Linked DNA regions of Mus musculus: regions 1, 3 and 4 are each linked to region 2. The links are chromatin loops, found by intact Hi-C in ENCODE. Cell type or tissue: gastrocnemius. All regions are shown on one strand.

The links. Hi-C counts contacts between places; a loop is a spot of excess contacts. Peaks named below come from ENCODE experiments on the same cell type or tissue, not always from the same donor. Only the 100,000 strongest peaks of a DNase experiment are listed, where the experiment ranks them.
Region 1: it touches region 2 in a loop (4-fold over the local background); 2 of 42 quality-filtered maps call a loop at or near these places.
Region 3: it touches region 2 in a loop (4-fold over the local background); 14 of 42 quality-filtered maps call a loop at or near these places.
Region 4: it touches region 2 in a loop (2.4-fold over the local background); 2 of 42 quality-filtered maps call a loop at or near these places.

Annotation. Positions count from the first base shown.
Region 1 is chr2:148,653,692-148,656,191 of GRCm38, reverse strand. No RefSeq gene overlaps it. Among named protein-coding and RNA genes, the nearest start is that of Nxt1, 18 kb to the left of the region's middle. In gastrocnemius, a CTCF peak has its summit at 1,012; a DNase peak (open chromatin) is centred at 1,024.
Region 2 is chr2:148,750,659-148,753,158 of GRCm38, reverse strand. It overlaps Cstl1 (cystatin-like 1), which reads right to left. Exons shown (of 4, transcript NM_177655.4): 2 at 2,005-2,348. The coding sequence starts at 2,232. Among named protein-coding and RNA genes, the nearest start is that of Cstl1, 1.5 kb to the right of the region's middle. In gastrocnemius, CTCF peaks have their summits at 652 (motif pointing right) and 1,089 (motif pointing left); DNase peaks (open chromatin) are centred at 680 and 1,087; H3K4me3 peaks cover 545 bases; H3K27ac peaks cover 373 bases.
Region 3 is chr2:148,850,396-148,852,895 of GRCm38, reverse strand. It overlaps Cstdc2 (cystatin domain containing 2), which reads left to right and starts at 1,962. Exons shown (of 3, transcript NM_029960.3): 1 at 1,962-2,225. The coding sequence starts at 2,016. In gastrocnemius, CTCF peaks have their summits at 1,357 (motif pointing right) and 1,557; DNase peaks (open chromatin) are centred at 1,369 and 1,595; H3K4me3 peaks cover 420 bases; H3K27ac peaks cover 488 bases.
Region 4 is chr2:148,680,626-148,683,125 of GRCm38, reverse strand. It overlaps Gzf1 (GDNF-inducible zinc finger protein 1), which reads right to left and starts at 2,006. Exons shown (of 6, transcript NM_028986.3): 1 at 1,911-2,006. Gm46771 (a long non-coding RNA gene) reads left to right here and starts at 2,182. Exons shown (of 2, transcript XR_001783505.2): 1 at 2,182-2,301. In gastrocnemius, a CTCF peak has its summit at 1,555; DNase peaks (open chromatin) are centred at 1,344, 1,492 and 2,050; H3K4me3 peaks cover 1,769 bases; H3K27ac peaks cover 2,500 bases.

The DNA.
Region 1 (2,500 bases), 97 kb after region 2:
GGTCTTTTACCCTACAATTCATCTTCCCTGACTGGTGAGTACTACTCTCCTGGACTCCATGCCTAGTACAAAGCTCCAAGTTGTTCTATTAGTCTTGTATACATTTGGCTGTTGGCAGAGGGCATGGGTATGGTGACTCATTAGTTAAAGGCATCTGCTGTCTAGCCTGATGACCAGGGTTCAATCCCTGGAATCTATATGGTGGAAAGAGAGAACTGACTCTCACATGTTGTTCTCATGCGCTGACGACCCTGTCCTGCCTCAGTCTCTGGACCCCACTAGGTGTACTTCTTACACTTCTGTGGTCATGTCATGTTTTCTGCTGGTGGCTGTGTGTATGTGTAGGATTGGGTGTGGGTTAAGGTTAGGGTTTCTTTGGGGACTGAGTCAGGAGGATGCCTAGCCAACTTGGCTAAATTGATGATGTGCTCCAGATTCAGTGAGAGCCTACACCTCAAAAAACAAGATGAAAAGGCTTGATGAGTCTGCACAGCTGGAGTTACAGGTGCACATCAGAGCATATCTGCATATACACATACAAACACAAGAAATAAAAATAATATAAAGGACCATTAAAGAAAACATCTAATATTGATATATGCCTTTCGCACACTTGCACACCATATGTGCATTCACACCCACATCTGTACATACATACATACATGAACACATATATCATACATGAGCATATACATAAACAAGCTTCAGAATTCATAAAAAGGCATACTGACATTTGTAGGCTAGCCTTCAGCATCAGTTTCTAAAGCAGGAGCAATTTGCATTTCTAACCACCTCCTAGAATTGCTACTCCTGCCATCAAGGATAATACAGTAGGACCACTGTGCTGACTACAGTATAAACACTCACAGTACAGAAATCATACATTATCATCCAATAAAACAATTTTACACTACTTGACTGTTGATTCAGGCTCAAAGGTTGAGCCTCCATTTCCCCTGTTTGGAAGCTGCCTGCAGCTGGCCTACTCTTGGATGCTGAGTTGACATTTAAAGTATCTGCCACACGAGGGTGCTCTCGCCTATTCTAAGCACAATGCTAGGCTAAGATGCTGCACTGAGTTCCTGTTATCTCTTAGAAGGCATCTATTTCTCTCTTAGCTCAAACATTTGACAAACGGAAATTTCTAAGGATACCTCTCTTGTCTGAATGGATGGTGGTACACAGGGCTTTGTTCTTGTGGCTTTATTTTTTAGAATGTAGAAACTCTGGGTTTGTTTATCTGCTGTTTAAAGGCTCCAATCTTGGGTTGTTTCTGTCTCTGAAGTTCTTGCTAACAATGCTTCTTGGTTAGGATTTTAGGTACCTGGCCAGCACTTAAATAAAATAAAAATAATATAAAAGACCATTAAAGAAAACATCTAATATTTATGTATGCCTTGCACACTATATGTGCATTCACACCCACATCTGTACATACAGACATGAACACATATACCATAAAGGAGCATATACATAAACAACTTTGTACTAGACATGGGTCCAGGTGGGTAGTACATAAAAGGCAGAGGGGATGGTAAGGAACCTGCCCTGGAGGACCCCAGGCAGCCATTTCTTGTTAACCATATGCCACTGATTGTGAGCTGCCCAAAGGAGGTACCACTTCCACAGAGGACCCAGGTACTATCCATGAAAAACAAACAAACAAACAAACAAACAAACAAAACCAAAACAGGTTATCATAGAACATTCTAGGTTTTCTCTTCCTACTTCCAGCTATGGAGGGTACTAAGGGGAGCAGAAAGTCCCATCTCTATTGGGAGCCATAAGGATACCCTAAGAAGGTGCGCTAGCTATGCTCCAAGCTAATAAAACTAGCTAAAAATTTCTTGGCAATTTCCCCAATAAGAGTCACTAATGAATGGCTGGAGTTGATAAATCAAATGATTGAAATATACACTCACTTAGAATTTAGAGGTTGCTAATAAAAAAAAAAACCAAAAAACAACAACAACAACAACAAAAACCAGAAAAGCTTGTGGCGATTGCATGCACGTGCTAGTTACACCGGTGTAGCATTGCCCCAATTACCTGACAGAAAACTTACAGGGAAGAGGGATTTGTTTCAGCTCACTGTTTTAGAGATTATTGGATAGAATTTCATAATGGTTGGGATGTGACACACAAGGTTCTCTTCATTGCAGGCAGAAAGTAGAGATGAGCAGGAATACACTAGAACAAGATACTCCCAGCAACACACCCTTCATGGCCTGCTTCCCTTAGCAACAACTTACACTTTAAGATTTCCAGGACCTCCCCAAATTATACAACCATGTGGGAGCCAAGTCCTTAACACACGGGCTTTGGGGGGAATATTTCCTCTATTAGTTAATTCTTGTTGCTGTGACAAAGTGTTTGAGAAAACTAGCCTAAAGAAGGAAAGGTATATTGTGCCTTGAACATCTTGCAACTCCAGTGGAGGGAACATGAGACAGCTGGTTATGAGTCCACAGTCAGGAATCAAAGGGAGTTGAATGCTGGT
Region 2 (2,500 bases):
CTCAGGGGTCCATCTGTCTTCTCTTACTCATGGTCAAACCTAAGGCTGTGAAGACTAAGAAGGGGGAGAGGAGGAAGAGGAGAAGGTGGTGGTGGAAGAGGGACTGGGGAGTCTTTTGTGGAAAAGAAGCCCTACACATGGAGTAAAACACTAAGGAAATATGGTGGCCATTGACCCAGGTCTGGCACCTCAAAAGAAATGTGTAGATTCGAGAGAACTACATATAGTGGAGAGAAGCTCTTGGGAGTCTCCTGCTTCTTGTGCCCAAATGCCAGTGGTCCAACCTAATGAGATAGTAAGTCTGTCTAGGGGAGATGCAGGCAGAAAATTCACCTTGATCCTGGTTGAATGATCCCCATAGAAAAACCTAAGGCCAGGTCCCAAGGCAATTGCTCATGGCTGCACTGCTAACGCAATCTCAGTCCTAGCCTGGAATGCCCTAGAATGCACGTGCTCCTCTGCTGTCATCAAGGTGGCCATTCTACATATGCACGGGGATGTTGTAGAACTGTGCCAACCACTGTCACACTGCCTAGCCATCGGCAGGTTGTATGTAGAGGAAACCTAAAACATGCATGCACATGAAACTTCTTACTCACTATTAGTCTCCATTGTTCACTTAGAATACAGCCATATCAGTAAATATTTGACAAGTGCCACTAGGTGGCAGCATTGTGCTAAATTGTTGCTGTTCTGACTCATTTTGCCTCTGAAGAAGCGGCAGGAAAGATTCTAGATGATGCGTAATCATGATTCCACAGCTGGGAACAGCTGAAAGGTGAAACCAGGCCCACCACTTACCACGCTTGTCTACTACCCCCTCTTTGCAGGATTGAGACGTTCAAAGTCACATCTAGATATTGAGATGTCCAGAAACCTGTGTCCATGATCCTCCCTTTCCAAGTGACAGGTCCAAATTGTCCGCTTATCACTTTAAATAACTTCAAGTTTGCATATAAACATTTAAAAAATATTTTCGACTAGTTAACTGTTAATGGTAGAAGGTTGATTTCACAGGTTATATTAGTATCTCAATTATAGTTTAAGGAAACCGATCAAAGTGAAGACGAAGCAGCGCCACCTTGTGGTTATAGTGCATAATACCAAGGAATCCCCAGGAATGTCTGTGTTGGGATTAAGGAACTTTAGCTATCAAACTTACATTGCCCACCCGGCCCCATGTCTTCCCCTTCTTGCTGTTAACTCCTGTTCCATCTGCTTTCCATTCTCTCTGACTAGTAATCTTCTCTCATAGTGAACGATTTCTTCTCAAAACTGCATAGCTAGGAAGCAGAATTGTTTCTGACTGGTTTGATCTGACCTTGAGGAAACATTGGCTCAATAGTTTTCAAGCAAATGCTTTCCTCTACCGCCTTTCGACTGATAAGATTCACAACAAAGTTGTGTGTAAAACAAAAGAGAAGGCACAATGACACGCACATGTGATCCTAGCACTCACATGGAAGGAGGGAGGACTGTGCCTAAAAACAGGTAGAATTAATCTGGCTGCATTCCCTGACCCCATTGCTCTCACCAAAGACTTGTTGCTCTAAATGTCTCAAACACAAAATTCAATCCTGATTTACAGTCCTGGACACTGAAGAAATAAAAATGCTGTTGGAAGTAAAGGAATCTACAGAGCCTGCTTATGGTTTTTCCAGATAATATCATTAAAAAAAAAAAAAAAAAAAAAAAAAGACATCCCCATGCTGCCCTCTGGTAGGCAGAACAAAATGCAATTTCTCCCATAGAACAATGCAGAGTAGCTACAGGTCAGCTTTTGGCCAAGGAAAAGGTAGTAAGGATTAGTTTCCAGCCTGAGGCCAGACTAGGTCACGACCTGGCTGTGATGACCAAATGAGCTGCTTAACTCAGAGATATCGTGTGCACCCATTGCACATGAAGCTACCTGAGGAGTTTCCAGGACTTGGTTATAGAAAATCCCCATATGTCTCAAGAAGCAGGATGGGGCTTGTGTTGATGTCCGGGCAACAAAGCACAAACCTGCATCTGACCTTGAATTAGCTTCTGAACTTGATACAAGTAGGTGTCGTTGCTTGCGTTGTTGTAAGAGCGGATGAAAAAATGGAGTGTCGAGTTGATGTTTTTCTTGCTCATGGCCTTCTCCTTGAAACCCCCCCACCTCTGGATGTGATTCACCTTAGCCATTACGACCACAGTCACCAGCAACAGCAGCAAGGGGATCCTCAAACCTCTGGCCTTCATCTCCATGGCTTCGGAAGGCACTTAGCTGCAGTGCTGCCAGCTTTCGAGTGCAGCAACAGTTCTCTCCGCCTTCCACAGCAGTCTTGCCGGCATTGGCTTCCTGGGAGACAGCTTCACGGACCCTAAAGCAGAGATCAAGACACTGAGTTCACTCTTCCAAAGTGCTAAGGACACTATCCATGGAAAACTTCCCAAGGGCCAGAGCAGTGCTCCTGCCACTAGCAATGGCCATTCTGTTCTTTAGCAATCCAGGTTAAGAGGTTGTCTCTGCACA
Region 3 (2,500 bases), 100 kb before region 2:
ATTCTTTCTTATACAAAGAACTTTTTGTCAAAAAGCTATATAAGAAGCCTAAAGCAATAATAAATTTTAAAAAGGCTGGTGCAGACATTTTCTGCTTCACCTAGGGTGTATGTGTTGTCTGTGTAACTTCTTTCCTTTTCTTTCTTTTCTCTCTGATTCAAAAAGAGTTAATGAGCTCCAAGCCTCTCACCTGGCCAGGAGGTTAACTCACCCAAGAAAGGAGCTCTACCAATGCATCCTTTTACTTAATTCCCCCGCAGCTAAACATCATGTGTTAATAGCCAGACATTTGAGCTTATTTAAGTACAAATAATAAGAGAAATAAAAAAATGAAGTTTCCACAGCTCTTATTTAAGCATTAAGAGTTAGGTTTTCCCCAGACACTACTGTGGATGCCAAGAAGTGCTTGCTCACAGGAGCCTGATATAGCTGTCTCCAGAGAGGCTCTGTCAGAGCCTGACAAATACAGAGGTGGATACTCACAGTCATCTATAGGATGGAACACAGGGCCCCCAATGGAGGAGTTAGAGAAAGGACCCAAGGAGCTGAAGGGGTTTGCAGCCCCATAGGAGGAACAACAATATGAACCAAGCAGAGCTCCCCAGAACCCCTAGGGACTAAACCACCATCCAAAGAGAGACCCATGGCTCCAGCCACATATGTAGCAGAGGAGGGCCTTGTGGGGCATCAATGGGAGGAGAGGCCATTGGTCCTGTGAAGGTCGATGCCCCAGTGTAAGGGAATGCCAAGACATGGAAGCAGGAATGGGTAGGTGGGTGGGGGAACACTCTCATAGAAGCAGGGGGAGAGAGAGGATGGGATAGGGTGTTTCAGAGGGGAAACCAGGAAAGGGGATAGCATTTGAAATGTAAATAAAGAAAATATCTAATAAAAATTTTTTCAAAAAAGAGTTAGGTTTTCAGCTTTTATTGAAGCACGGAACAATGATAGTTATTAGTCCATATTTAAGCACAGAACAGTAATAAAGAGTTAAGTTCCCAGTGTTTAATAAAGCACAGAGGGTTAAGGAGAAAAGAAGCCATCAGCTTCTAGCCCCAGTACAGTTAGAGTTACAAGACCATCAGTCTTTTGACTGTTGTCCAACTCTGTGTTCCATCTCAGCTACCACTTCAAAAGGCTGGGGCAGTATCGCAGCAGAGTATGGACATGCTGGGTAGAGTCAGCGCTCACAGTCCCCAAACATTACATGTAGATGCTGATGCAGTCTGAAGGCACACTTTACCATGAAGACAAGGCCTCAGTCTTCTTTTAAAGAGAATGTGGTGTTTCGATGTGCCAGTCCAATTTGCTGCCCGAGCTTTCGTAATTATGGCCACAAGAGGGCATAATTGGCACCTTGGATTCCTGAACTCTAGACACCTCAGTGTTGGTGCCATCTCCTAGAAGCCTACACCAGGATGCTCATTCAGGCTAGGAGAGGATAGGGGAAGTTCCCTATCACATAGGCACAGCGAAACATTCCTTAGGAACAACTCAAGAGGAGACAACTGCCTCTCCTGTGCCACACTGCAGCTCAAGCATAAAGAGAAATCAAGTTGCTCTCATGCTTCCCATTTTAATCTGTCTTTTCCTGAGTCACTGTCTCCCTCTACTGGCACGTCCAGAAATTGCCTTTCACTAACACTGCCAGTTATCAATCTTTCAGCACCTGACCATGGGGCGTTCTCTTCAAGGCTCTTCTATCCAGTGAGTCACAGGTAGTGAGTGTGGTAGGACTCAGATCAGGAGCCCCTCAATCTCTTATCTTACTTGTTCTTTACAAACCACTCTGCCTGGGTGCTCTTTGCTCCATCCGGGACAGGAGGAAAATGAACAGCTTTGACTGAGGGAGGTGGTACCAAGGGGGAAGGAACTCGGAGTGATGATCAAGAGAATCCCCAGAGGGAGGAGTCTGGAGCCCAGGAAATTAATTTAAGGGTTAGACTTAAAGGAACAGGGCTGTAAGGGCAAAGACAGGAGACAGAACCTGCATCATATTGTCGCCAGCGGGGAAGATGGCTCTGCCCTGGACAATATTACTGGCTCTCTCTGGTATCTATGTCCAGGGAGCTCAGGCATGGTGTTCGGAAGAGGATACTCTCGAACTCGATAAACTAGTCAGTGAACCTGACATAGTGAAGTTTGCTTTGAGTGCATTCCACAAAAAGAGCAAGGATGAATATGCCTACAGGGTGATACACATCATGAATTTCTTGAAAGTACAGGTAGGTGATCTTGTCCACTTGCTGTTTTCTGATAAAGCAGGCAGGACACTTTTGTCTTGGCTAGACATTTGCAACCCATGGCTGAGTTACATATAAATCATTTGGCTTCATTGTTTAGAATGCTTTTCTAAGTTACATATTCTTTTGAATTAAGTTTACTCACATAAAAATTACTATGCAATATTATCCTGTTTTATGATAGTACTTACTTAATTAAAGAATACATTTTAGATCAGGCATGGTGGTATACAAATGTAGTTCCAGCATTTTGAAAG
Region 4 (2,500 bases), 70 kb after region 2:
ACCCTAACAAAGAAATGTGCATAGTATTAAAAACAAAATGGATCTTAAAAAAAAAAACACATATAGAACACAGAGTCCAATTACACTTCACTTCTTATCAGTTTCTAAAGTCCCAGAAAGGCTTTCATGAGAAATATTCTCATGAAAACAATACTGGCAAGCCTTCCCCCAGTGCTGAGCACAAATGATAAGTTCACCTTTAGTGAAACTCATTAAGGCAGTAATTTGCTTATCAAGGTTATTTTCTAATCTACTCAAAGACATATTCCAAAGTATAGGAAAATTTACATCTAGTTGGGTTTTTTTGAGCAAGAAATTGTTATTTGATAATCACTTTTACCACTGAAAACAGCACTTCCTAGAAAAATAGCTTAAAACCCATCCTTATTTGCAATGTCCTTAAACACCAGGTAAACTGAGCTGCTCTCCTGAAATAATTCAAGTTCCAGAGCGTTTACAAACTGTGTAACCTTGAGCAAGTGGGAAGCTTCTCTGGACGTTCACTTCTTCCTCTTGAAGACCCAGCCATTCTGAGCCTTTATGGAACACAACATAGCAAACACTTCCAACTTGTCTGACCTTTGCTGGTTCATGGTGGGCTTCCTACACACCTGTAAAGGACATCTCATCTTACGGGTGACAGGCCAGTATGATTAGCTGGCTGATGGGCATCTTGAACCGGAGCCTCATGCCCGTCTTGGTTCAACTATAGTTTGTCAACAACCCCCTCAACTCCAGCTTCACCAAATGAAAGGTTATTCCCCTGCAGTTAACATATCCCCCAAGATTCCTGTCCTGGATTCCAAAATGCTAGCCCAACTTCCTGTCTTCTGCTTTGTGCACTCTTCTCAGAGTCCTCTGTCTCTGAATCTAACTTCCTTTTCCAGGCTTACATGGGTCTCCAAGTCTCCACCCTCCAGAGCATTCCTAGATCTCCTTCACCTGACGCTAGACATCACCTTGGATTCCATATGTCTACCTGGATCTGCCATTGCCTCTCCATTTCATTCAAGAGACCACTACCCAAAATCTCCAGTCTCAAACACAGAAAAGACTCCTAGAGAGTGCAATTGTAAATTTGGCACCTGTGGAATGTCATGTTGACTAAAGGGGACTCTACAGGGAACACTACCTACCTACAGAGGAAGCTTAAATAAAGGAAATACTGGTATGAGAGAGACAAGAGGCAAGTACTCAAGGGCCAATGCTCTTCAGAATCCCCGGCCCCAGCCTGAAGACTAAAGCTGAAGACCCCTCTTGGCCCGATGCCCATACGGCCAGCCTGATTTCCTAACACCTCGCCCTGGTCCCTCAAGGGAAATCGAAGTTCTTCCAGGAGATCTGGCAGCGACTTCACCATCAGCCAAGAAGGCCCTGAGCAGATTTCCCTGTTTACCTCCCCTGGGGGCAGACACCGGTCATAGCGAGCGGCTATTTGAGGTCTAGTGACAGCTGTGTTCCATTGTAACTCATTGGCATTCGGCCGTCTCAGGGTGGGCCTAGCCTCCTCACCAAGGTCGCCTAGTAGTCCCGGGGTCGGGACTCCCAGGCCAGGCCTCCAGGAGACGCTGTTCTCCGCAGCCTGCCCACCCTAGAGGGATCCTGGCTCTCAGGCAGGGAATAAAGGTCGGTGTCGGTGGCCTCTCTGACTGCACCACCTCTGACCCCACCTTGGCTACCCCGAGTCCCGGACCACCGATGATCTTCCAAAGCCGCAGGGAGAATGAACTCTGGCGGCAAGGTCCAGCCCTTCCTCCGGCCTCCAGAGTCCAGCCTGCGTGGTCATTTCGGCCTGTCCCGCCGCACCCCCGTACTCCCCGTCCTGTGCCTACATCCCCCACAGCCCGCCGCTCCAAGGGACAGAAGACAGAGGACAGCCTAGAAGACGAACCAGTCGGCAGCACGCTCACCTCTTAGCCAGTGCCTCCACGGACCCGTACCCTGGCCCAGGCCAGCAGGGACAGCGGACCGCAGGGTCCGCGGATTGGTCGCCACGAGCGCGCCCCGCCCCCTAGTGGGCTCCGCCCCCCGTAGGCTAGGAAGGCGCTGCGCGCGCACCTCCAGCTGCAAAGGCGGTTCCGGCCGTTGGTTACGTGATCTTACGTGAGTTTGAGCAGGGCCCCTAGCTAGCAGATCCCGGATTTACCACCAGCGTCTATCCAAGGCCGCGCCTGCGCAGAACACCGCAGTGGTTGGGGGCAGAGCTATTTGACAAAGTTGGGACAAGCTCCAGCTGCGCAGCTAGGCATTGGTCAGCAGGTTGCTGGAAGCAGGATTTTTCTAGCCTTCCGGGGTGCCTCGGTGGGTCAAGTCTTGGCGTAGGGCACGGCCGGGGTGGGATGGGAAGGCTGGCGCAGCTTTGTATTTCTTGAATCATTCCGCTTTAAATCCCACTCATGATCTTAATTAAAACCTGGTCATTAGAAAATCCTGCCTGACACTTCCAGTTCCCGGTAAATGTTGATCATGCTTCCACCTACTGCTAAAGCTTTACGAAGTC